Regions from separate parts of the Homo sapiens genome. Here regions 2, 3 and 4 are each linked to region 1. The links are chromatin contacts, found by Hi-C or POLR2A ChIA-PET in ENCODE. All regions are on one chromosome and are shown on one strand. Each heading gives the region's core, a stretch centred on a gene start or an enhancer-like site at or near the end of the contact. The rest is flanking DNA. Distances are from core to core; before and after follow the strand shown. Region 1 holds the start of RNPEPL1 (arginyl aminopeptidase like 1). Region 2 holds the start of DTYMK (deoxythymidylate kinase). Region 3 overlaps THAP4 (THAP domain containing 4). Region 4 holds the start of PDCD1 (programmed cell death 1).

Region 1 (6,366 bases), core at 1,600-4,099:
GGAAGCACGGGTTTTGTCAGCCAAGCGTGGGGGTGGTAGTGAGAAGGGCCTTCTCCCTCCCCACGCCTTGTGTACCTGGGCCTCAAGCATAGGCCACACCTTGTTGGTCGCTGCCCCTCTATGCCGTGTCACCAGCCGGCACCACCCATCGCTGTGGACCGCGGCCCCCATCACAAGCTGGTGCCCAGGGCAGTCCCCATCTCTGTGGAGGGCTTGCCTGCCGCTGGCCTCTCTAGATAAGCTCCTCATGACTCATGCAACCTTTTCATCAACCCGGAAGGAAGCAGCCGCCGGTCGCCACTAGTGGGTGAGGAACAGTGGCTTGGAGAGGAGGGAGGACCTGGGTCTGCGGTTTCCCCCGCGGCTCAGCCCTGCTCACAACACCCTGATGAAAACCTCGGCTGCCCTTGCCTCAGGGCAGGGCACACCCTTTACCTGCTGACCTGGCCCTGGTGACAAGGGGACAAGGGCAGCAGGGCCCCGGCCAGGTTGAAGGACACCTGTGGGTCACATCAGACCTTTTTAGCCCACCAGCTCCATCTGAGAACTGGTAGCTCCCTGGTCCTCTGTCGGGGTTGGGCGCGGCCCTGTCTGAACACTGCTTCTTCCTGGAAGCTTTGCTGCCCTCCCCAGCCTGCTAAAACGCTCCATGCCCACACCCACCTCCTAGTGGGTGAAGCCAGGAACCCCTCCCTCGGGTGCATCAGGGGAAGGCTGGGGTGCAGATGCCGCGCAGCCACTTCACTGCGCTGATCACCAAAAAGCTGGAGTATGAAAACTCCTGTGGGAGAAAGCCAGGGCTGACAGTCGCGACGTCCAGGCTCCTCTGCCAGGGTTAGAGAAGTCAGAGGTGTCTGCCCAGGCCTGCATGCGGCGTAGCCTCCCGCCGCCAGGGGGCGTCAGGCCGGCGGGGGCGGGGCCTCCTCGGGCGGGGCGGGGCGGGGCGGGGCCGGCGCGAGAGGCTCCCGCGGCTCAGTTGCAGACCCCGCCCCCTCGGCTCAGCCGCGCCTCCCGCTCCATGGGGTGCAGTAGGGCAGCTCCTCACATACGTGCGCGGTGGGAGGCGCTCCCTTGGGCCCCCGGGGAGGAGGTGCCACAGCAACTCTGGACTCCTGTGTGCAGAACTGGCCGCGGAGAGGTGCCCAGGGCGAGACCCCAACCTCTGCTCCCTGAGCCCAATGCGGGGCTCTGGGTGGCAAGACCCCAAGCTCCCTGTGGTGACTTGCCCCCCGGACGGCCAGGCCCAGCTAGTGTGGCACCGCGTGTGCAGAACTGAGGTTCTTCCAGCCAGGAACATGGCCCGGTGGGCTCTGGAGAGCCCCGTAGAACTGGGGGTGCCATCGAAAACAGTCTGCCCTTGGCACTGCAGGGCCCCACCGGGCAGGGCGCTGGGGGCAGTGAGGAGGGTCCCATCTCAGCTGTCTTCCCTGTCAGCCTTGGATGCGAGGCTGATCCACACCTCTGAGTGACTGTGTAAGCCTAGGGGTTCCTGGTGAGTTTGGGATGGGTGCCCCAAGATCGTGGCCGTGTCCCTAAAGAGGGCACGTGGGGACCTGAGGTCCTACGGGAAAACTGAAATGATGCCTCAGTGCTCTGTCCCGCAAACGTGAACGCACACTCTCCCTCTCAGCCTTCCTTCCCGCCCCACGGAAGGAGGGTAGACACAGAGGGTTACACAACGAGGAGACTGAGTCCAGACACAGGAAACACTACTCAGGGCTGACGCTGAGTCGAGTGCGGTACCCGAGTCCAGCCCTGCACGGCCACACCTCAATGGAGCAGAAGAGAGAGGTGTCCTGGGTTCCTGGATAGTTCCCCAGCCCCAGAAGCCCCTTGTCCCTAGGAATTTGAATTCTTACTTGATGACAACAGCGACATCATGGTGGCCCCTGTTATTCCACAGCCTCAAAATTTAACCGCTGTGAGCTCACTAGCAGCTTCTGCCAGGCGAGCACCCCTTCCCTCGGGGCTCAGGCTCCTGGACAGGCTCAGCCTTGGGCAGCCTTCGCCAGGTCCACAGAGAATGGCGTTGGGAAGGGTGGACCTGGCGGATGGGGTGGGGACAGGCGGGCCAGACCCTCCTTCGTACCCCAGCACAGGGCTCCCAAATGAGAGGTCCCCAGCACTGCCCAGAGGAACTTCTGCGATTGTGGAAATGATTCCTGCCTGCTTTGTCCATTAGCCACTCCTCCCAGGAAGACACACACACTCACTCACTCCACCTGCCACGAAGGAACTGAACTTCTAACTGTATTTAATTCGCATCTAAATGGCCACACGTGGTTGGTGGCTGCTGTAGTTGACAGCGCTGCGTGAAGGCTCCGGCGCTTCTCGCACCGCAGGGCCCACAGCACAGACCACACCTGTAGACTTGGAGGAGTGGCAGGGGTGCCAGGAGAATCCTGCCCTGCCCGTAGCCCCGGATGAAAGGATGACATTGAGTTCGCGACGCTGCGCTCCTCGGGAACACGAACCACACCTGGAAGCAGCCTGCCCCTGTGGCCCCAAGGTTCCCGGGTCCCTTCAGCGGCTGCCCCAGGGGCCTGGCCGGCAGTGTCTGGGAGGGAGCAGCGATCCCGCCTCCTGGGATCTCCCGGGCGCCGCCCGGGGAGGAAGCGAGGGGCTGGGGGTGCTGCTCACCCGCTCCGCGCGCCTCGGCTCCCAACACAGCGCCCCGGCCCCGCGCCGCGCTCGATTCCCCGGCTCCCCGCGCCCCTGGCTCCTGGCCCTCCCCGCCCGGCGCCCCGGCCCCGCGCCCCGGCCCCGCGCACAGCGCCCCCGGCGGCGGCCGAGCGGAGCCCGAGCGGGGCGGCGCACGGCGCGGGGCCGGGCCGGGCGGCTCCCGGCGCGACTTCCTGTTGTGCCCGCGCCCCGCCGCCGCCGCCGCCCGGCGCCCCTCGCCCGCGGCCCGGCGCGGCCGCCGCCCATGGATTTCACCTAGTGCCGGCGGCCATGGCCGCGCAGTGCTGCTGCCGCCAGGCGCCCGGCGCCGAGGCCGCGCCCGTCCGCCCGCCGCCCGAGCCGCCGCCCGCCCTGGACGTGGCCTCGGCCTCCAGCGCGCAGCTCTTCCGCCTCCGCCACCTGCAGCTGGGCCTGGAGCTGCGGCCCGAGGCGCGCGAGTTGGCCGGCTGCCTGGTGCTCGAGCTGTGCGCGCTGCGGCCCGCGCCCCGCGCGCTCGTGCTCGACGCGCACCCGGCTCTGCGCCTGCACTCAGCCGCCTTCCGTCGCGCCCCCGCCGCCGCCGCCGAGACGCCCTGCGCCTTCGCCTTCTCCGCCCCCGGGCCGGGGCCCGCGCCGCCGCCCCCGCTGCCCGCCTTCCCCGAGGCGCCCGGCTCCGAGCCCGCCTGCTGTCCGCTGGCCTTCAGGGTGGACCCGTTCACCGACTACGGCTCCTCGCTCACCGTCACGCTGCCGCCCGAGCTGCAGGCGCACCAGCCCTTCCAGGTCATCCTGCGGTACACCTCGACCGACGCCCCCGCCGTGAGTCCGGGGCGGGCGCCGGGGCTGCGGGCCGGTCCGCAGGGCGCTGCTAGCGGCCTCTCGCCGCACGGCCAGGCTGAGGGACGCGAATCTGCGCCCTACAGGTGCCCCCCTCCCCCCACCCCGGTGATTCCCAGCTGTTGCCTGTGAGCCCTTAGGACCCTCGGATAGAAGCCGGAGTCCTGCGGGGACACGGGACAGCATGTCACTCCGGGAAGCCTCCCGTTCAGGTGTCTGGTCCCTGCCTGGGGACATGAGCAGCTTCTGTCACCCACCGAGGTGTACATCTGCAGGATCCTGGCACCAAGGGTTGGGCTGGAGTGTCAGCTGCGGAAGGGCCTCCATGTGACCAGTGCGTGCAGATGAGTCCAAGCCAGAGGCAGAGGAAAGGGCCATGGAGATTGTGATGCTCGGTTTGGGGCTTCCTTGGCCAGCACTGGTGGAGTGTTGAGACCAGTGGGCCCCGCGACCCCAACATAGACACACATAGGCTCTGCAGGGCTTGCACACTGGGTACCCACCACTCCAGAGACTCTGCAAGAAAGGCCAGGTGGCTGAGGCTGGCGCTGTGGCTGCAGCACCCCCTCCACCTCCACCAGTGGGGATGTGTACAGGATGGAGCAGGGCCTTTCCTGCCTACAGCATGGGGGTTCATACTGCATCCCTAGGTGGTATGGACGGCACACATGTGACACCCGACATATGCAAGACACACACAGCTGTGGAGGCGCTGGGAAGTCCAGCTGTCACTGGTCACGGCACATAAATGGACAGGGTGGTGGAGAGGTGGTCGAGAGGCTTCAGGCCACAAAGAGCCAAGGTGACATCTGGGCAGGAAGAACCCAGACCAGTGCACCCCTATGGGCTTCCTGTACATTTCCCAGGAGCCCTAAGCAGGACCTGCCACCTCACCTTTTTCCCAGAACCCCTGTGGGTGTGCAGGCCGCTGGCTAGCCGGCCCCGCCCCTGCTGTGGTATTCCAGGGCTCTGACCGGTGGCAAGTATGCCTCCCAGTATGACAGGTGAGAACTGAGGGATGGGCTTCTCCTTGGCCTTGATCCGTGTTTGGAGCCCACGTGTCTGGTCCGCCCAACACTGGCCTGCAGAGTGGCCGGACCAGGGCCCTCAGCAGGCTGCTGTGAACGGGGCCCAGTGAGCAAGGGTGGCCATTGTCTCTTGGCTTCCTATGGCCTACTGGGTGGCCCTTGGGTACTCTGGGCAGGGAGAGTGGCATAGTCCCCCAAGTCTGCGTGGTGTCAGGGTTGGCAGGCTGTGGACAGGGGGCCTAGCGTCACCTGGCCTGTGAGCCGCCCTACTTGCAGAAGGCAGAGTATTCGACTCTAACCTCAGGCATGCACCTTTGTATGTGAGCGCCATGGGGCTGGGGCCACACGTAGAGTCCCCTTCTCTTCCTGCATGTTCCAGGGACTCAGGCCCAAATCCCTAAGCCTGTCCCTGTGCCAGGGAGGATGCAGCGGAAGCTCCCTGGGAGGCCCTGCCAGTGGGCCCCAGGCCCCCAGAGGCTTTTTGGAGGTGCTGCAGATGCTTGGGCCCATTCCCGCACCCCCACCCCACCCCAGCAAGAACAGCGTTCTTCCTGCCCTGCAGCGTCTGGAGCCCTTCAGCCTTGTTCCTTTTCCACCAGCCCATCAGCACCTGTGCCCGGGTGCCCTGACGGGGATTGGTGCCCCATCTGTGGGGCAGGGCCTGTCCTGTCTGGGGGTCTGCCCCAGCCCCTCACTTCAGGGCAAGTGGGGAGCTGTGGGCCCTGCTGGTATCTGGGAAGACACCCAGGCTACTGAGGCTGTGGGGTGGACATGGGGCAGTAGGGAGAGGTGTGAGTGGGCAGAGCCTGAGAAGGGCCTCAGGAGGGTGAGGCAAGGCCACAGGAGAGGAGTAGTTGTGAGGGGGCCGTGCAGGCTGAAGGGTTGGGGAGACTCCTGCAGGGAGGTTCCTTCATACAGATTCCCAGGTCCCAGCCCCCCCCAAGGGGGAGGCTGCGTTTGTGAATGGCTCCCCAGGTGGGCCCTGAACACCCTGGCAGCCCAGGGCTCAGCAGGAATGGGAGACGCCTGTGCTACCTTGCTGCCCAGCAGGGCCAGGGCACCAACAGGAAGTTTGGAAGAGATCTGAGAATGCTGGCAGGGGTCTGGCCGGGACTGCGGGGGAGGCAGCCCTCCTGGTCTGGGATCCTCCAGGCCTCAGCTGTGGATTCCACTTGTCCAGTCTTAGAAGCATGTTGGGGGCACCTTCTACTCATGGTCATGGGAGGGCCTCTGCACGAAGAGCAATTCAGTTTGCCTTGACTATCTCATTCCGGCAGAGGGGAGGGTGGATACGACGTGCAGGGCTGACTTGGGACGAAGGTGATGTGGCTGTGGTTGGAAGAGGGTCCCCCTCCCAGACTCTGAGCTGCCCTCACTGGAGAGGTCAGAATTCCTGGAAGGAAGATGAGACGGGTGCAGCAGGATAGTGGCAGGAGGGCCCCGGGTGTGCAGGCTTCTCAGTGGGGCTGGGGCCTGGCCTCGGCATCTAGGGGTGAGGAAAGCCTCAACAGCTTTGGTGCAGATGAGAGGTTTGCCGGGGGGGTGACCTTAGGTGGGTAGCAGCTGCTGTGAGCGCACCCATTCCACAGCACTCACCGCAGCCCCCGGCCTCCAGGCAGCGGCCCCAGCCATCCTTCCCTTGGCCGCTCCTGTCCCCTGCCAGCAGGGTCCTCTGGCCTGGCCTCCACTCCCTGCTTGCTGTCCCCTGGCTTGGAGCCTGTCTCTTGCAGGGTCCCTCCAGGCGAGGCTGCCTGGGCTCAGGGTGGCTCTGGGCCCGGGCGTGCTGCCTGCTAGTGCGTAGCCATCAGGAGGCTCTGGCTTCCCAGGTTCCACATCCCAG
Region 2 (6,489 bases), core at 3,170-5,669, 1.1 Mb after region 1:
AAAATATGTATAAAAGACACATTTTATAAAGGACTGTTATCTAAAGCATACAAAGAATTCTTAAAACTCAAAAATAAGAAATCAACCAACCCCCTTAAAAAGTGGGCCAAGGCTGGGCGTAATGGCTCATGCCTATATTCCCAACACTTTGGGAGGCGGAGGCAGGCTCATCACTTGAGCCCAGGAATTTGAGTCCAACCTGGGAAACATGGTGAAACCACATTTCCTCAAAAAATACAAAATTGGCCGGGCATGGTGGCTCGTGCCTGTAATCCCAGCACTTTGGGAGGCTAAAGCAGGTGGATCACCTGAGGTCAGGAGTTCAAGACCAGCCTGGCCAACATGACGAAACCCCATCACTAACTAAAAAATAGAAAAATTAGCCGGGCGTGGTGGTGGGCACCTGTGATCACAGCTACTTGAGAGGCTGAGGCAGGAGAATCGCTTGAACCTGCGAGGCGTAGGTTGCAGTGAGCCAAGATCGCCCCATTGCACTCCAGTCTGGGCGACAAGAATGAAACTGTCTCGAGGAAAACAAAAAAGAAATACAAAACTTAGCATGGTGGCATGCACCTGTAGTCCCAGCTACTTGGGAGGCTAAGGCAGGAGGATCGCTTGAGCCTGGGAAGTAGAGGCTGCAGTGAGCCAAGACCGTGCCACTGTACTCTAGCCTGGTTGAGACCCTGTCCCAAAAAAAAGAGTGGGCCAAAGCACTCAACAGATCCCTTACGAAACCAGATACACAGATGGCAAACAAGCATATGAAAAGATACTCCACATCATATGTCAGCAGGGAAATGCAAACTAGAACAATGAGATGCCACACACACCTATCAGAATGGCAAACATCCAAACACTGACAACACCAAATGCTGGTGAGGGTCTGGAGCAATAGCAACCCTTGTTCACTGCTGGTGAGAATGCAAGATGCTGCAGCCACTTTGGAAGACAGTTCACCACAAGCTTGTCCAACCCAAGGCCCGCAGGCTGCATGCAGCCCAACACAAATTTGTTAAGCTTTCTCAAAACGTTACGAGATTTTTTTTTTTAAGCTCATCAGCAATTGTTAGTGTATTTTATGCGTGGCCCAAGACATTTCTTCCAATGTGGCCCAGGGAAGCCAAAAGACTGGATACCCATGGTTTAGCAGTTCTTCACAAAAATTAATAGTCTTACCACATATTAAAGCAGTGGTGCTCCCTGGCATTTACCCAAAAGAAGTGAAAGCTTATGACCACACAAAATCCTGCACCAGGATGTTTATAACAGATTTATAACTGCCAAAACTTGGAAGCAACAAAGATGTCCTTTAGTAGGTAATGAACTATGGTACATCCAAACAAGGGACTATTAATTAGGGCAAAAAAGACATGAACTATTGGTCGGGCATGGTGGCTCATGCCTGTAATCCCAGCACTGTGGGAGGCCGACGTGGGAGGATCACTTGAGGTCAGGAGTTCAAGACCACCCTGGCCAACATGGTGAAACCCTGTCTCTACTAAAACATAAAAATTAGCTGTGCATGGTCGTACGCGCCTGTAATCCCAGCTACTCAGGAGGCTGAGGCAGGAGAAATGCTTGAACCCGGGAGGCGGCGGTTGCAGTGAGCCGAGACTGAGCCACTGCACTCCAACCTGAGCAACACAACGAGACTCTTGTCTCAAAAAAAACCAAAACAAAACAACAAAAAAAAACTATCAAGCCACAGTTAGACATAGAGGAAACTTAAATATCTATTAGGGAAACAAGTAACCTGTAGGAGAATAGATGGACACAAGAGACGTAGCCCTGGGTACCTGGGATAAGATTATTATCTAAAAAGTAAAATCAGGATTATTCTTCATTTTAAATTGGGCATATACGTGTTTCATCACTTTTCTACAAAGCCACAAAAAGCAAAATCAGAAGAACAATTGCCTCCATAAATTCTAGATGTGTTAAAAAGATTATTAAAAATGGTCTCATTTTCATTTAAGACTTGGAGTGGGGACAGCCTTTCCAAGCAAGACACAAAGCTAAGCCGGAGGAGAGTAATGCAGTGTTTCATGTAACACGGATGATGAGGAACCACTGAAGATTCACCAGCAGGGAACTGGCTACACGTACCGTGGTTCTAGAGACAATGCGACGACAATTAAAGAGAATGAGAAGGGCAGAGTTAGGGGATCTGTAAGTGCAGAAATCTGTAAGGCAGAGTTAGAAAGAAAGCTGCCAAATAATTTGTATGGTATGACCTCATTTATGTTAAAAAACAAAATTCTAACTATAGTAGTTTCTACATATGTATATAAATGTAAATAAAAACATTGAAAGAACACACATCAACATTAAGTGTTGAATGAAGAGGAAACCTACTACAATGATGTAAAACAAAAAAAGGTGGTAGGAGAGTTCATATAAACTCAGTTACTAATGTATCAATATTGGTTATCAATTTTAACAAATGTAACATAACACAGCACATAAATAATGGGGAAGGGGGGAAGGCAGGGGTAGTATGTAGGGAGCGCTCTACATACTCTACTTTTTGATCAGTTTTTCTATATACCTAAAGCTATCTTTAAAACATTAAGTCTATGAGGCCAGGGGTTTGAGACCAGCCTGGGCGTGATATGGTGAGACCTTGACTCTACATTAAAAAAAAAAAAAAAAATTAGCCGGGCTTGGTAGCATGCCCCTATGGCCCTAAGCTACTCAGGATGCTGAGGTGGGAGGACTGCTTGAGCCTAGGAAGTTGAGGCTGCAGTGAGCCATGATCGGGTGCCACTGCACTCCAGCCTGGGCCACAGAGCAATACCTTGTCTTAAAAATAAAAAAAAAAGGGCCAGGTACGGTGGCTCACACCTGCGTAATCCCAGAACTTTGGGAGGCCGAGGCGAGTGGATCACAAGGTCAAGAGAGACCATCCTGGCCAACATGGTGAAACCCTGTCTCTACTAAAAATACAAAAATTAAATTTAAAAATAAAGTAAATTAAAATTGCAAAAATTAGCTGAGCATGCTGGGGCGCGCCTGTAGTCCCAGCTACTCGGGAGGCTGACGCAGGAGAATCGCTTGAACCTGGGAGGCGGAGGTTGCAGTGAGCCGAGATCACACCTCTGCCTGGCGACAGAGCGGAACTCCGTCTAAAAAAACCCGAAAAACTGAAGTCTATTAGTTATGGGGTGTGGGGAGCAGGAGGACGAAACAGCATTCATTAGCGCCCTTTGGGAACTAGGGCGCTTCACCACCTCTGCCCACAGGACTGCTAAACAGAAGAACATCAGGCCCAGCACTACTGTCACTGTCATTCAGAATCGAGTGCTGCGTTCACTGAATCTCAGGAGGAAGGAAAGTGGCAAGGGCAGAGGGAGCAGTGTGCAATGGTTTTTACACTTGTTCCCAGCGATTTGCAGAAAAAAGCAGGTGCACCGAGTGATCCTCCACGTCACTTTTCTTTTGCAAGTAGGAACTCAGAAGTTTGCCGATTTCAGTTGATCTTTCTAGAAAAAAAGAGAAACACACAAAATGCAAGTGAGATCAGGCTTTCCCTCTATATTACAATATAGTTTGGACTGAATTTCTCCCGGACTCAAGTCTCACGTTGAATTTTACTTTACTAAATCTCTAGACAGGCTTGGATCTTCTGCGGAAGCCAAAGGAATTTCTCTGAGCAATAACAGCAATCTGCAAACAAGCTGGGATGAAAAATGCTTTAGGAAAAAAGAACTCGGGTAGAAAGTAGAGACTTCAAAGAAAGCATTTATAAAATTTGTGGACTGGGTGGCCAAAGATTAAGGTCAATGCTTCACTTGAAAACTTTTAAATATATGCTATAAAACCCCTGAAAGCGCGAACAGCCATCAAACAAAACACAACACCAGAAAAACCCACAAAAACGAGACATGGATTACAAAAGAGCTGGAGGAGACTTTTGGGGGAGACACCACGGTTTCGCGCGGGTTTACACGTCAGTCATCACCATACCCCGCACTTAAAGACACGCAGCGTGGACCGGGCGCGGTGGCGCGCGCCTATGTTCCCGGCTACCCGGGAGGCTGAGGCGGGAGGATCGCTTGAGCCCGGGAGGTCCAGGCTGCCGTGGGCCGAGATGGCGCCACTGCACTCCAGCCTGGGCGACACAGGGAAAGCCCGTCTTTCAAAATAAAAACCGCACAGTTCACAGCACGCCAGCCGCAGACAACGAAGCGGAGCAAAGAGCCCCTGGGAAGGCAGAGGCACCGAAGGCCGCGGCGCACCCCCCGCCGCGCGCACCCACCCGGGAACCGGAGCAGTTCGGCGCGGTGGCCCGCGGCGCACAGCGCTTCCACCAGCTTGCGGCTCTGCGTGCTCTTCCCGGCGCGGTCCACGCCCTCCAGCACTATGAGAGCCCCGCGCCGGGCCGCCATGACTGTCCACCGCCCGCCGCTGGCGTCTCCACGCAGCCTTCCGGAGCTCCCATTGGCCGGCGTCAACAGCGCGCGCCGTGATTAGCTAGTATTTCCCGGCCTCGGCCAAATTCGAAGGGATTGGCCGGGGCCGGGGCGAGGACGACGCGCGGTGGGACCGACACCCGCGCCTGCGCCCTGGGCCGCGCCGCCACTGGAGCCGTGTCCTGGGCTTCCGGGGCGGAAACTGGGGCCCCGTGTCCCGTGCGGGCCTCCGTCCTCGGGCGAGCAGGGCCCTTCGCTCCGGGAGGGGAGGTGACGCGGCGCGGGCTGGACGGCCGGAGACGCGGGGTCAGGGCGCGGACGAGGGGAGCGCAGGGTCGGAGGGGCTCCCGGACGCTGCCCGCCCAGCGTCGGCTCTCGTTGGCCCCTGGCTGCGCGCAGCGGGCCCGACTCTCAGGGCCCTGCGGTGCCCGCTGCCAGCGTGAGGGCTCCGGTCACGCGGCGCGCGAGACGAACGAGCGAGATGCTTCCCGAAGCGCGGGGCCCAGTGCAGGGGCTCAGCCGGGGCTCCTCCCAAAGCTCACCTGGAGCCCAGCACGACTGCGTTCTGGAAACGCTGTGTTTGACAGCAGGGGCAGGATGGGGGGCTGTGTAGACGCTGGCCACGTGGCAATTGTAGGAGAACCATGGGATCGATAAATGTTCACTGTTGTCCCTGAAGCGCAAAACTGCAGGGCTCTGGAAAGTCCGTGTGTGTGTTTTTGTTGTTTTTGTTTGTTTGAGACAGAGTCTCGCTCTGTCACCCAGGCTGGAGTGCGGTGGCGCGATCTCTGCTCACTGCAACCTCCGCCTCCCGGGTTCAAGCGATTCTCCTGCCTCAGCCTCCCGAGTAGCTGGGACTGCAGGCGGCCGCCACGACGCCCGGCTAATTTTTTGTATTTTTAGTAGAGACGGGGTTTCACCGTGTTAGCCAGGATGGTCTTGATCTGACCTCGTGATCTGCCCGCCTCGGCCTCCCAGAGTGCTGGGATTACAGGCGTGAGCCACCGCGCCTGGCCGAAAAGTCCGTTTTAAAAGATGATGTATACAAATTATAGCACGGAGAGGGAACGGGCAAGTTGTTTCCTCTTTCCATGCCTCCAACTCCTCTGAAATGTGGGTCATGATGATAATAGGAAAAACTGTCTCTGCCATAGAGAGGTGGAAAAAGTCCCGCGAAGTGTCCCCGGTATCTAGAAAGCGCTCAGTAGTGTTTGCTGTTATCTTAGGGATATCAGGCTGCCTGGACATTTCTCAGGTGAGACTTTTTGTTATTTTAGATATCTAAAATACTACTATCTATATGTGCCATATTGTCAGTTGTCAGCTAGACATCACTTTCTCTGCTTAGCAGAAGAAATGGTAGGAACTGCATTTCCCAGAATCATCTGTGTAGCCCTGGATTACAGTCTACCAGACGAGGCACTCTTACCTTTCGAGGCGATTATTCTTGGGAGGCACCCTCAGCCAGAAATATAGATGAAATTCAAAGCTGTTCTGTTTTCAGAACCACCTGCCTCTGATGTAGACCAAGAAATTGCTGGTAGCTTTCTAAGTGTTGAGTTTGCATTGGTTTTTTCCCCATGAGCTCTTGAGACCACCACCCACTTCAGTGCTTTGGGCTGAGGTCATTGGCAACAATTTCCCGGACTTTACTCCCAGCATTTGTGTAAGCTCGCGATTATATTATCATTGCATACCTAGAGTAGCTTTATGTTTTCCAGACTGAAGCCTCCCCAATTCAGTTTGGGGTTCTGGAAGGATATGGGTTATATTGTTATTACCAGTTATGCCCTTTCTTCCTTTTTAATTTACTTTTATTGCTTTTATTTTATTTGAGACGGAGTCCTGCTCTGTCCCCCAGGCTGGAGTGCAGTGGCGCGATCTCAGCTCACTGCACCCTCCACCTCCCGGGTTCAAGCTATTCTCCTGCCTCAGCCTCCTGAGTAGCTGGGATTACAGGCGCCCACCACCACGCCCGGCTAATTTTTGTATTTTTATTTTATTTTTTTGAGATGGAGTCTTGCTCTGTTGCCCAGGCTGGAGTGCAGTGGCGCAATCTTGGCTCACTGCAAGCTCC
Region 3 (6,494 bases), core at 1,397-3,896, 1.0 Mb after region 1:
CGCAAGCAGAAGACGGACTGACGGGGACAGGATCAGGACTGACCCCCAGTGTCTCCTCCAGGCCCGCGCAAGCAGAAGACGGACTGACGGGGACAGGATCGGACTGATGCCCAGTGTCTCCTCCAGGCCCGCGCAAGCAGAAGACGGACTGATGGGGACAGGATTGGACTGACCCCCAGTGTCTCCTCCAGGCCCGCGCAAGCAGAAGACAGCTGACGGGGACAGGATCAGGACTGACCCCCGGCGTCTCCTCCAGGCCCGCAAAAGCAGAAGACAGACTGATGGGGACGGGATCAGGACTGACCCCCAGTGTCTCCTCCAGGCCCGCGCAAGCAGAAGACGGACTGACGGGGACAGGAGTTCTTGGAACCATCGCAGCTTCTGAAATTACACAACCTTTGGATTATAAATTCCAGGAAGTCTGGGAAAAGAAGATCGGGGGAAAGGAAAGCAAAGGCTCTGGGGGTGGAGGAGACCACGTCCAAGAACAGCTTGGAACCAAGGAGGGCCGCACATGTGGCCTGGCCCAGTGGCCGAGCCCTGGGGCCCAGAGTGAGAACCGAGGGTGGAGAGCAGGTAATGAGCACTCTGCCTGCTGGCTGCACAGGGCAAACATAGGTGACCTGAAGCAGGAGAGTGGGAGAGTCCGCTCCTTTTCCAGACTGGCCTGTGGTCTTTCAGTATTTCCTTTTTTGTTTTTCTTAAATGATGATTTAAAAATTTTTTATATCAGTATTTCCTCCTCAGACTCCCGGTGAAAAGTGGGAAGGTGAGGATGGGAATATTTGGACTTCAATAAAACTTTCCTAATTAGACAATAAGAGAATTTTTAAATCAAGATTTTCGTTGCAATCTTTCACGGAGATAAGGAATAGAAGCTTCTGAATCCAATGTGTGGCCTCTGGAACGAGGCTTGTGATCTATCATAGCTGATCAATTCTTTCATCATTCAACGTGCTGGACACTCTTCCAGGGAGAAGCTGACGGAACAGTCATACATCCCTACGGAGCATACATCCTAGCGAGGGCAGACAATACACAAGAAATGAGTGAATGATGCAGAACTGAATGTACATTAGGAGATGAGGCAGAAAGGGAGACAGGGCTGTTGGGGCACTGTGAAAACCTACCCAAAAGGGACAAGGACACCCTCCCTGAGAAGTGTGCACAGACCAGGCAGGGGATCAGGGTCCCTGCAGCTACCCTGGAGAAGAGCAGACCAGGTGGAAGTGCCAGAGACGGAGGTCCTGGGTACGTAGGCCTGGTCTTGCTGGAGAGGAACAGGAGGCCAGTGTGGCCAGGGGAAGGAGATCCTCACCCCTCGGAAGGGCCGTGACCTTGACTCTGAGCAGACAGAAGCCCTCGAGAAGGCTGAGTGGGAGGGACGAGGTCTCTGACTGCAACCACAGGAAGCCAGGGAGGGCAATGGCAAAAACCCTTGTGGCAGAGGAGGGTGGCCTGGGCCAGGTGGCCGTGGTGGAGGCAGTGGAAAGGACCTAGCTTCTGGATCTATCTTGAAGGCAGAGCCACCCGGATGTGCTGATGGTTTGGATGTGAAACACGTAAGAAAAGATGGTAACGGAGGTTTCTGGCCTGAGCAATTGAGAAGACAAGTTACCATTAATGGAGAAAAGGAAGAATGAGAAGAACCTTGGGAGGTGTGAAACAGCAAAACTCAGTCACCTGGGATAGCCCAAGTCCTAAGATGGGCTAAACAAACACCATAATTTCTCAGACAGCCAGCTATAGCCTTGGAGACCTTTCAGTTTGGTAGACTTTATCCAGCTCAGCACTGAAAAGAAAGAGGCTTTGGGCCGGGCGCAATGGCTCACTGAACCTGTAATCCCAGCACTTTGGGATGCCGAGACGGGCAGATCACCTCAGGTCAGGAGTTTGAGACCAGCGTGGCCAACGTGGTGAAACGCTGTCTCTATTAAAAATACAAAAATTAGCCGGGCGTGGTGGCACACGCCTGTAATCCCAGTTACTCGGGAGGCTGAGGTACAAGAATTGCTTGAACCCGGGAGGCGGAGGTTGCAGTGAGCCGAGGTCGTGTCACTGCTCTCCAGCCTGGGCGACAGAGACGTTTTCTCAAAAAAAAAAAAAGAAAGAAAGAGGCTTTGCAAACCTCAGGTTTTTGGGCCGGCTCTCTGGCCTGTGCGGAGCACACCCCACAGCGACTGCCACGGGGCTCTGGCTCTCCTGGGACCGGGTGGACCCACTTCCACTGGTGAGCGCAGCCTGCATGGGAGCTGAACCCTGTGGGAAGCGGCACCCCGGGCGCTGGGGAGCAGCGATCCAGAGTCCAGGTTCTGAGCTGCTGCACCGGGGCCGCGATCTCCACCCCTCACGCCCGAGTCCCCGGCACGGCCACCACCGGCCCCTGGGTCCCGAGGGCCCCGAGGAAGAGGCCAAGGGGCCTGGCGGCGCCCCCCAGGGTCCCAGTGGAACAGGGGCACCAGGGCCGCGGCGCCGGGCATGGCCTTCACACTCCCCACGAGGCAGGACAGCCCCGGGCTAGGGTGAGGGGCACGCGCCGCAAGTCCTGCCTCTGCTCCCGGGCGGCCCCCTCCAGCCTCCGCCGGCCCCGCCCCGGAAGCGCAGCCCCGCCTCAGGCGCCGCATCTCCGCCCTCTCTTGCGCCTGCGGGACCGGGAGGGCCGCGCTCGCCCCCCAGCGCCAGGGTCACGCCACCGCGCCCTGTTTGGGGAGCGGCAGAGGAGTCAGGGCGGAGGCTGGGCGGCGCTGGGCGGTGGGGCGCGCTCACTGGCTGCCACCTCACCTAGCAGGCGTCACAGGGCTCACTCAAGAGCTCCAGCAAGAGCAGAGGCGGGAGCCTCGCCAGCCCCTCCACAGACCACAGCGACCGCGCCCCTCGGCCCGGAGGCCCCGCCCTCCCCACTCCTGCTTCCCCAGCCACGGGGTCTTCTCCCGGCCCCTCATCTACTTGGCAGACGCCTCTCACCGGCAGCCTCTGCCTCCCCCTGGTCTTTCCCTCCCACCACCCACCGTGGAGTCCTCTCCGGGAGGCCCTGTCCTCCATCCAGCGCTCCTCAGAGGGGACCGGAGAGGAGGCGCTCCTTAAATGGGGAAGAAAGACGGACAGAGCCAGGGACAGCGAGAGACGGGACGGGGACAGAGACACAGAGACAGAGAGACAGGGCCAGAGAGACACGGGGATGGGGCCAGAGACGGGGCCAGAGACAGAGACACAGAAAGGGATCTTACTCTTTCTTCCCTTAAAACCAGCTTCTGGGGGTCTCCGAGGGGGACTCTCAGGTAAGTAACAATATTATCACCTTCCCTCCCAAGAATTAAAAAAAACAAAAATAACGAAAAAACCTTTTCCCTGAACTTGATTTTGAGGGAAAATAGGTCACAGATACAACCCACAGCCACCAAAACACACATACGGATGCTGTGAGAAGTGGTGGGTCAGTGCCTCGCTGGAGGACAGGAGGGGCCTCTGGGAGCTGGGGGGGTGGCCCCTGAGAAGCCTCAGGGTCTGGCCTGGCTCAGAGGCCTGGGGCGGAGTGGGGAGCCCTGGACTTGGGAAGCCTGGAGGCTCTTCTGGCCCCCGCTCTGCCACAGGGAGCTCCTGCAAACAGCAGGCCCAGGGCACCCCACGCGTCTGCCCAGGACACCCCAGGTGTTCGCCCAGGTGCTGAAGGCCCAGGCTGGCCTCCATGCAGGGTTACCCACCACCCGCCATAGAGAAGTAATGCGCCACTCCGAAAGAAAGGGGTGCTGCCGGCTGGACGCAGTGGCTCACGCCTATAATCCCAGCACTTTGGGAGGCCAAGGCGGGTGGATCATCTGAGGTCAGGAGTTCGAGACCAGCCTGGCCAACATGGTGAAATCCCATCTCTACTAAAAATATAAAAAACTAGCCGGGCGTGGTGGCGGGTGCCTGTAGTACCAGCTACTAGGGAGGCTGAGGCAGGAGAATGGCATGAACCCCGGAGGCACAGGTTGCAGTGAGCCGAGATTGTGCCACTGCACTCCAGCCTGGGTGACAGGGTGAGACTCTGTCTCCAAAAAAAAAAAAAAAAAAATTAAGAAAGAAAGGCATGCTGCTCCTGAAGACCTTCTGCTTCTCCAGCAATGGACTAATGGACTCTAAGACACTGCCTGAGTTCAGAGATGGACAAAAGGTGACAAGACACCAAGTGTGAACAAGAGCAGCAAAACATACAAACTGCAAAATGTTGATGGGGCAAAGGTGAAACTAAGAGAAAGGGTCTTGCTCAGTCACCCAGGCTGGAGTGCAGTGGCATGAATACGGTTCACTGCGGCCTAGACCACTGGGGCTCAAGTGATTCTCCCGCCTCAGCCTCCCGAGTAGTTGAATGAAGCTGCTCCATGAAGAAAGACCACTAACTAAACATGTAAGAACTCAGGAGAGAAACGGCAAGGAAAGAGGAGAAGGTGAAACATGACCTGGCAGAAGTCGAGAAAGTAAAAGAAAAAAAATCAAGCCACCACCCAAATGAAGTGGAGATTGGAAGCAGCACAGGGAGAAACAAACACCGGGAAACACAGCGGAACACAGAGGACAGAAATGAGTTAAAAAAAAAGACAAAAGATAGAGAAATGGAAACAAAGTTAGAAGGACGGGAACGCCTGGCACACTGCTGATGGGGACGTGAACTGGCACAGCCTAGTGAAGACCATCTGGCATGTGCCTGAGAGGTTAAGTGTGGAGCAGTGGCCCAGGACTGCCACTCCTGGAGACATGCACTCCCAGCAGAAATGACACACCTGTCCCCACAGGACGCTGCCCATGAATGTTTACAGCAGCACCATTCCCAACAGCCCCAAAGTGGAAACAACACAGATGTCCGTCAACCAATGAGTAAACAAACTGCAGTATATCCAGACAATGGAATGTTATTTGGCCATAAAAATGAAGCACTAATATAAGCTGCAATTCAAATGGCCCTTGACAACACACCATATGAAAGCAATCAGGCTCAAAAGAGCACATATTCTGCAATTCCATTTCTGTGAAAGGTGCAGAACACACACATCTACAGAGACAGAACGTGGGTCAGTGTTTCTCCACAGCTGCGTTCTGTGGCAGAAGACGCTAGAGTCACACGTAGAAGGCGCATGAGGAGGGAAGGTGAGTGGCAAGGATGCTACGGCTGGCCACAGCGATCCTTCCAGATTGCAGGCGCGTGAGCTGGCTCACTGACACGTGCAGTGAGTGCGAGCTACAAACTAGATTCCGAAAACTCAGTCCAAAAAGTCTTCAAATAATTCAATAATCTTATAGTATGGGTGGTTGCCTGTTGAAATAATTTTTAGATAATATCGGGTTAAATAAAATATATTATTAAAATCGATTTCACTTGTTTCTTTTTACCTTTTTAATGTAGCTATTAGAAAATATTAAACTACATAAGAGACTCACTCTCTAGACCTTTTCGACAGTGCAGGAATGGAGTTTTCAACCCTTGGCACCCAAGGAGCTTTGTTTCTATGTCTTCTCCCTGAGGACATTACCAGCAGCTGGATGTCATCAGGAGACAATAGGGAAATGATGCGGAAAGAAACCTCCGTAAACACTGAATGTACTAAGCCAAAAAAAAAAAAAAAGCGGTTATAGAAACAACAAAAAAAAACTGGTTATAGGTGGTAGATGCCTGGTCGTACAGGCATGACACTCAACTCATAGGACCCTTGAAGGGGCAGAACTCCCCACTGGTCTTGTCCCTGAGAGCTGACACCACAGAGGCTTACAAATGAAGTAGCAGTGGAAGATTTCATTTTAAAAACTGGGCCGGTTGCAGTGGCTCATATCTGTAATCCCAGCCCTTTGGGAGGCCGAGGAGGGTGGATTGCCTGAGCTCAGGAGTTTGAGACCAGCCCAGGCAACATAGCAAAACACTGTCTCTACCAGAACTACAAAAAATTGGCTGGGCGTGGTGGCACGTGCCTGTCGTCCCAGCTACTCAGGAGGCTGAGGTGGGAGGATCGCTTGGGCCTGGGAGGCAGAGATCGCAATGAGCCGAGAGCACATCACTACACTCCAACCTGGGTGACAGAGCGAGACCCTGTCTCAGAAACAAAACAAAAACAAAACAAAAAAAAGTAAAACACAACAAGCATAATATAAAATAAGATGACAGAACCAAGACTAAAAATGCTTGAACTTACATATGAAAAAGCTTTTCAAGGCCGGGCATGATGGCTCATACCTATAATCCCATAACTTTGAGAGACCGAGGTGGGTGGATTGCTTGAGTCCAGAAATTCGAGACCAGCCTGGGCAACATAGTGAAACCCCATCTCTACCAGAAATACAAAAAAATTAGCCAGGCATGGTGGTGCGTGTCTGTAGCCCCCGCTACTTGGGAGGGTAGGTGGGGAGAATCACTTGCGCCCAGGAGGTTGAGGCTGCAGTGAGCCAAGATCGCGCCACTGCACTCCAGTCTGGGCAACTGGAGAGACACCCTGCCTTGAGAAAAAAAAAAAAAAAGGCTTTTCAGA
Region 4 (6,227 bases), core at 1,873-4,372, 1.3 Mb after region 1:
GCTGTGCTGGGATGAGGACAGCGAGCTTGTCCCTAGAGGACCTGGCAGGGGTGAGGAGTGAGGTCTTCCAACTCCTCACAGTCGTGTGTGTGTGTGGAGGTGGGAAGGGCTGTGGGCCGAACCGTGTCCCCACAGATTCCTATGTGGAAGTCCTAACCCCATGACCTCAGAAGGCGGCCTTATTAGGAATAGGGTGACGGCAGCTGGGACTAGGTAAGATGAGGGCACAGGGCTGGGTGGCCATTGACCAGCAGGCCTGGCTTCCTGTACAGAGTCACCCGTGCAGAGATGAAGGCAGAGCCTGGGGGATGCTTCTGAACCCAGGAACACAGAGGGTGGCCACAAAACCCCCCAGCCAGGAGAAGCTGAGCAGAGCCCTCTCGGAGCACAGGGAGCCGACCCTGTGGCCCCTCGGTCCTGCATGTCCAGCCCCCCACGGCGGGAGGACAGGCTCTGTTTTTAAGCCACAGCCGGGAGAGGCTGAGCAGAGCCCCTCAGAGCACAGGGGAGCCGACCCTGCGGAGCTCCATCCTGCACGTCCAGCCCTCAGTCGGCGAGAGGGCAGGCTCTGTTTAAAAGCCACTCGGTCGGCGGAGCTTTGTCATGGCAGCTCCAGCCGCCCAGTCCCCAAAGCAAATGTGTCAATATTCTTAGTTATTGATTCTAGGTGAGGGATATTCATTGTTTTTAAACGTTTTTGTATATTTTTCAAAATAGTCCGTTTAAAATCTGACTTCAAAAGTTTGACTTTAAAAATCAGACTTTAAAAATATGTGTCATGGAGGCCAGATGCAGTGGCTTATGCCTGTAATCCCAGTACTTGGGGAGGCTGAGGTGGGAGGACCATTTGAGCCCAGCCTGGGGAACATAGCGAGACCCTGTCTCTAAAAAAAATGGAAGAAATTAGCCTGGCAGGGTGGCACGTGCCTATAGTCCCAGCTACTCTGGAGGCAGAGGTGGGAGAATTGCTTGAGCCCCGGAGGTCGAGTGAGCCGAGATCACACCACTGCACTCCAGCCTGGGTGACAGAGCAAGACCCTGTCACTAAAAGAAACAAACAAAAAAGTGTCAGGGGCTGGGCTGGGTAGTTTTCACAGATGACCCGATTTAATCCTCAGGACGCAGCCTTGCCAGGAGGCGTCCTCACCCATGACCCAAAGCACACGGAGAAGTCAGTAAGGGGCCAAGTCCTGTCGAAGGCCCAGAGCTCAGCAGTGGCAGCGCTGACTGGAGCTCACAGTGGTCCCACGCCAAAGCAGAGGCTCTTATTTATGCTCCTGCCCTCGGACGGGGCCAATAAGCAGCCGGGTTGGGGATATCTCATAAAACACAAGGGAAGCACACACCTGAGGTGGGAGTGGTGGCCCCGGGAATGACCGAATGGCGAACGCAGTGAATAGATCAGGAGGGAAAAGAGGCATCCTGGAATGAAGACCACTGCGGCCGGGGTGGCCACATCTGGGTCAGGACCCACAGGACCCCAGTCATGCCCACTGCGCCTTGCTGAGTGCCCTGTGCTGTTACCAGTGGGGAAACCGAGGCATGCCACCTGTGAGAGTCTTGTCCGGCACAAGCGCGGGCACCTGAGGCACGAGTGTCAGGCTGCGGACACCTTGCTCTTATCTTTCCCGCCTGGGTCGGGGAGGGTGGCGTCCCGAGGGCGTGCCTGAAGAGCCGGGACACGGGGGGAGAGGCTCGGCTCCCCTCCTGCCTCGCTCAGCTCCCCCTCCCCTGTGACGAGCGCCCCTCTGCCCTCTGGTTCCCCCGCAGTCGTCTCCCTGGGATGCCTTTTGGCCCTTTGCTCTTTGCCTTTTGCCCAGAATCTCCAGTTCTGAGTCCTGAGTGACCCACGGGCCAACCTTAAGAGGTGGCGCTGAGGCAGGAAGGCACGGCCCTGACAAGGATGCTGCCTCAGGTGCCGGGGAGCAGGCCCCGGGAGAGGGGCCGAGGTGGGGAACCCCCAGTCGCCTGCCACAGTGAAGGGGCACCAGGACCCCCGGGGCAGGAGCCTCGAGGGGGTGTCAGGGCGGCCCCAGGGGTGCCCCTCATCTTGTCCTCCCAGTGGTGTCACACCCCGGTACCCAGCAGGGCCCAGAGGGACTGTCTTAGGCTTGGCCTGGGTGAAACCACCCTCCCCAGGCCTTGGCATCCCCAGGTGCAGGCTGGCTGGGCACAGAGGGCCAGCCGGGCACAGAGGGTCCAGGAGCGGGCTGTGGTCACAGTGTACACAGAGGGCCCAGGGTCACGGGCAGCCCAGGAAGAGGCTCCCTCTCTCCTCGATCCGGGAGAGTGAGGCCAAGGCCTCCCCCACGGATGGTCTGAACAGGGCTCGGGGAGAGCCCTGGAATCTGGGCAGAGACCCAGGCGGGCACAATCCCCACCCAGGAGGGATCCTGGAGACAGAAGAACTGTCCTCACTCGAACAGGTACACTTTGGATATAATGAGAAAAATATCACCAGCTCATCTAAACTTTGACGTCGTAAAGCCAAGGTTAGTCCCACATGGGGCTCATCCCATCCTTAGGAAAACTCGAGTGAGGACCAAGGATGCCTGGGCAAGGCAGAGCCGCCACGCAGACTCCCCACGGCCAAGGTTTGGGGTTCTGGCCAGCCTGACCCGTCATTCTACAGAAACACGCAGCCCCAAGGACCGGCTGAGAGGGGACAGAGGTCCTGCCTGCCCAGGAGCAAAGAGGGGACTTGGGCCAGGGGAGGAGTTGGGGCCCAGAGAGGAACCCAGGAGTTCGAGCTGCCCAAAGCCACACAGCTCAGGGTAAGGGGCAGAGCTGGGGGCCAAGGCTGGGCCTGCCACAGCACCCCCCGACCTGCCAGGGACTGAGAGTGAAAGGTCCCTCCAGACCCCTCGCTCCGGGACCCCTGGGCTGCCAGGGCCAGGCCCGCCTCAGCACCCCCCGACCTGCCAGGGACTGAGGGTGGAAGGTCCCTCCAGACCCCTGGCTCTGGGACACCTGACCGCCGACCCCACCTACCTAAGAACCATCCTGGCCGCCAGCCCAGTTGTAGCACCGCCCAGACGACTGGCCAGGGCGCCTGTGGGATCTGCATGCCTGGAGCAGCCCCACCAGAGTGCCGCCTTCTCCACTGCTCAGGCGGAGGTGAGCGGAAGGGAAACTGTCCCAGGTCAGGTTGAAGGGAGGGTGCCCGCCCCTTGCTCCCGCCCCCTCTTCCTCCACATCCACGTGGGCGAGAGTGACAGAGGCAGTGCTGGGGGAGGAGGGGTGAGGAGGGGGTAGGACTGGGGAGAGGGTGGGGGAGGGAGAGAGAGACAGAGACAGGGAGACAGAGGAGATGGGGAGGAGGTGGGCCCGTGGCCCCCACGCCCTACCCCGTGGGGGTCTCCCCAGCTCAGGGCCCCTTCCTCCTCTGTGTCTCTGCTCACTGCTGTGGCCTCTTTCCATATCCCGCCCGAGCTGCCCCTCCTGAGGCTGCCGGGTGGGGGCAGGCCCTTCTCCTCCCCCATCCCCCCCATCTCCCTGGGGGCCGGGCCTCCCTGCCTGGGGAAGGTGGGTGGCCCCCTCTGGGCTCAGGTTCCTGGGCTGCAGTGAGGGGTGGGCTCAACCCCACTCCCATTCTGTCGGAGCCTCTGGGAGCCTCCCGGCTGCCCACAGCCTCTGCCCCTGCTGGGGGCAGGTGCCTGGCCTCTGCCTTCCCGGCCCATCCCCCTTCGCTGGGGCACAGGTGACCCTACTGAATGACAACTGTCCATGGCTAATCGGCTCCCCCTCAAAGCTTCCACCTTGTGGATGGCCTCACACCATGGCCACAGTTCCAGATCTTTCCACCGTGTGATGCCTGCAACAGCCTGACGGGGGGGCTGGGGCGGTGGCAGGGGCTGGCTGTGAGGCTGACCTCCCCTTCCAGCCTTGACCTTCTTCCCCGGGGCCCTGCCCTCCAGCCCACTCGTGCCAGGGTGGGGTGGTTCAGGGGGTCCAGTGCCTGGGCCTGGCTGGCGGCCCGGCGTTTGTGAAATGGCTTGCTTATCTCCTTGTATTCTGTGCTGAGCATTTTATTACAGCGAATGGAAAACAGGAGAAATGAAACTGCTGATATTAGTGATGAGATGCGTCAGGCTCATCAGCTTAAAATAACCGAAGCGAGGCTAGAAACCGCCTGACAGCTGGCGCGGCTGCCTGGCTCCGAGAGACACTCGGCCCGGCTCTGAAGGGAAAACATTAAAGCACCGAAACAGTGGAAAAAGAGCATCAAAGATGATGTCTGCGAGGCGCGGCCACGGCGAGGAAGCTCTCGTTTATGAACAAAGGGCCACTCCCGGGTCTCAGAGATGTGAGGCTGTGTGGGTGGCTTGGTGGGGAGGTGGGGGGGGCCCAGCTGGCCAGGTGGGCTTGGCGGGGGGCCCCCAGGGAGCCTGGCAGCACCCACTGTGCTGCCAGACAGCTAAGGTGGCCCGCAGCAACTGTCTCCTGGCACACCCACCCTTGTGCCTCAGGGGCTGGGGCTCTGGGGCTGGAGAACTGTTGGTTGGTAGGTGCCTCCATAGCCCTGTGCCTCGCCCAGGCAGTGGATAAGTGGCTAAGCTGCCCCTGCTGGCTGTACTTGTCCTGAAGGCAGATTCTGGACAGAACCTCCCTCTGCCCCCAGCCCTGTAGAGCCTTGTTCCAACCTCTGTTGAATGCTGTCTCTGTTCCAGGGCAGCAGTGGGCCTTCCTCAAGGCTCTGAGCTTTGTGGGACGAAGCTGTCCTCTGAGGACTGGGAATGCCACTGTGTGGGCTGGAGGGGAGGCTGGGCCCAGGAGGTGGGCTCTGAGATGGGAGATGCTATCAGACCCCTGGAAGGTCTCCTCACCACCAAGGCCCTGCCCCCAAAATTCCACCTGCCAGGGCTTGGACACATGTCCTGGAGTAGGGGGCGGGCACAGGGAGAAACCCAGCTTCCATCCTACCCCTTCCTTCCTTCTCCTTCTCCCACCCCTCTCCTCTCTCCCTGCAGTTCTTCCCTGTCACCCACTCTCCTTCCCTCCTCCTCTCAGTCCCACTGAAGGCCCCTGGGCCATGGGAGAGGAGACCTGGTGGGGTGGGCCCAGCGTGGAGCCAGGGGACTGCGGCCACTGAGGCCAGGGCTGCCTGATGGTCTCTCCACATTGCTACTCGCTGGAGCACCTGCAAAGAGACACATGGACCCAGGGAGGGTCTGCAGGGCTGCGAGGGGTCTGAGCCTGGAGAGCACAGGGCCTGCAGGGATGCAGGCATTGGGCATTGGGCCTGGACTAGTAGGCTGAACCTACAGGGTCCTGGGACCCCACCCCGAAGCAGATAGGCGGTCCCAGGGCTCAGGTGTGGGGTGGGGACTCATGGAGCCTGCACCCCAATATCACACTCCAGACCACTTATTGACACCCTCCCCCAAACACATACGGTGTCCCCAACACACGATTTCCAACACACCACACCCCAACACACACAGTCCCCAACACACACACAGTCCCCAACACACACACAATCTCCAACACACACAATCCCCCCACACACAATCCTCAACACACACACAAAATTCCCAACACACACAATCCCCAAAACATACACAGTCCCCAACACACACACAAAATTCCCAACACATACAATCTCCAACACACACAATCCCCCTGCACACAATCCTCAACACACACACACAATTCCCAACACACACAATCCACAACACACACACAATCCCAACACACACACAACTTTCAACATACGTAGAATCCCCAACACACACAATCCTCAACACACACACAAAATTCCCAACACATACAATCCTCAGAACACACACAATCCTCAACACACACACAATTCCCAATACACACACAATCTCAAACACACACAATTCCCTCACACACAATTCTCAACACACACACAAAATTCCCAACATGCACAATCCCCAACGTACACGCAATCCACAACACATACACAAAATTCCCAACGCACACACAAAATTTCCAACACACAATCCTCTGTACACATTGTCCCCAACTCACACACAACTCCCAACATGCACAGAATCCCCAACACACACACAAATCCCCAACACACACAATCCTCAACACACACACAATTCCCAATACACACACAATCCCCAACACACCCAATCCCCAGCACACACACAGAATCTCCCCCACACACAATCCTCAACACACACACAATCCCCAACACACCCAATCCCCAGCACACACACACAATCTCCCCCACACACAATCCCCAACACACACAC

The links. A loop is a pair of places that touch in the nucleus more often than their neighbours do. ChIA-PET counts read pairs that join two places held with the same protein, here RNA polymerase II (POLR2A). Pooled maps may share reads with other maps.
Region 2: a map of naive thymus-derived CD4-positive, alpha-beta T cell shows a loop between it and region 1 (9-fold over the local background). The contact joins the promoter of DTYMK here to the promoter of RNPEPL1 in region 1. A Hi-C loop is called at or near these places in 2 of 168 maps with a recorded cell type or tissue (CD4-positive, alpha-beta memory T cell and naive thymus-derived CD4-positive, alpha-beta T cell), 4 of 37 single-sample maps with no recorded cell type and 20 of 50 pooled maps. POLR2A ChIA-PET finds 5 or more read pairs at or near these places in 1 of 52 experiments (PC-9).
Region 3: a loop to region 1 is called in a map of naive thymus-derived CD4-positive, alpha-beta T cell, with 5 times the contacts of the local background. The contact joins the enhancer-like site here to the promoter of RNPEPL1 in region 1. A Hi-C loop is called at or near these places in 4 of 168 maps with a recorded cell type or tissue (CD4-positive, alpha-beta T cell, CD8-positive, alpha-beta T cell and naive thymus-derived CD4-positive, alpha-beta T cell), 1 of 37 single-sample maps with no recorded cell type and 8 of 50 pooled maps.
Region 4: a pooled map shows a loop between it and region 1 (9-fold over the local background). The contact joins the promoter of PDCD1 here to the promoter of RNPEPL1 in region 1. A Hi-C loop is called at or near these places in 1 of 37 single-sample maps with no recorded cell type and 8 of 50 pooled maps. POLR2A ChIA-PET finds 5 or more read pairs at or near these places in 1 of 52 experiments (activated CD8-positive, alpha-beta memory T cell).

The regions. Positions count from the first base shown.
Region 1 is chr2:240,565,635-240,572,000 of GRCh38, forward strand. RNPEPL1 (arginyl aminopeptidase like 1) reads left to right here and starts at 2,850. Exons shown (of 11, transcript NM_018226.6): 1 at 2,850-3,480. The coding sequence starts at 2,953. RefSeq lists silencers at 817-1,056, 2,567-2,826, 2,857-2,916, 3,057-3,246, 3,487-3,536 and enhancers at 3,297-3,935, 3,807-3,986, 3,936-4,574.
Region 2 is chr2:241,682,396-241,688,884 of GRCh38, forward strand. It overlaps DTYMK (deoxythymidylate kinase), which reads right to left and starts at 4,420. Exons shown (of 5, transcript NM_012145.4): 1 at 4,259-4,420; 2 at 3,374-3,482. The coding sequence starts at 4,388. It also overlaps a transcript of ING5 not described here. RefSeq lists silencers at 4,010-4,319, 4,367-4,629, 4,380-4,909.
Region 3 is chr2:241,607,690-241,614,183 of GRCh38, forward strand. The region is part of intron 2 of THAP4 (THAP domain containing 4); the gene reads right to left. Among named protein-coding and RNA genes, the nearest start is that of THAP4, 26 kb to the right of the region's middle. RefSeq lists enhancers at 775-944, 1,851-2,352, 2,353-2,853, 3,070-3,590 and a silencer at 2,303-2,872. Within about 2 kb of position 2,647, at least 21 of the 41 ENCODE cell types and tissues checked have a DNase peak (open chromatin) inside an H3K27ac peak, as active enhancers do.
Region 4 is chr2:241,855,772-241,861,998 of GRCh38, forward strand. PDCD1 (programmed cell death 1) reads right to left here and starts at 3,123. Exons shown (of 5, transcript NM_005018.3): 1 at 2,992-3,123. The coding sequence starts at 3,067. LOC124908032 (a long non-coding RNA gene) reads left to right here and starts at 3,301. Exons shown (of 2, transcript XR_007088436.1): 1 at 3,301-4,306. It overlaps LOC105373977 (a long non-coding RNA gene), which reads left to right. Exons shown (of 2, transcript XR_924076.2): 2 at 1-505. RefSeq lists an enhancer at 2,329-3,291.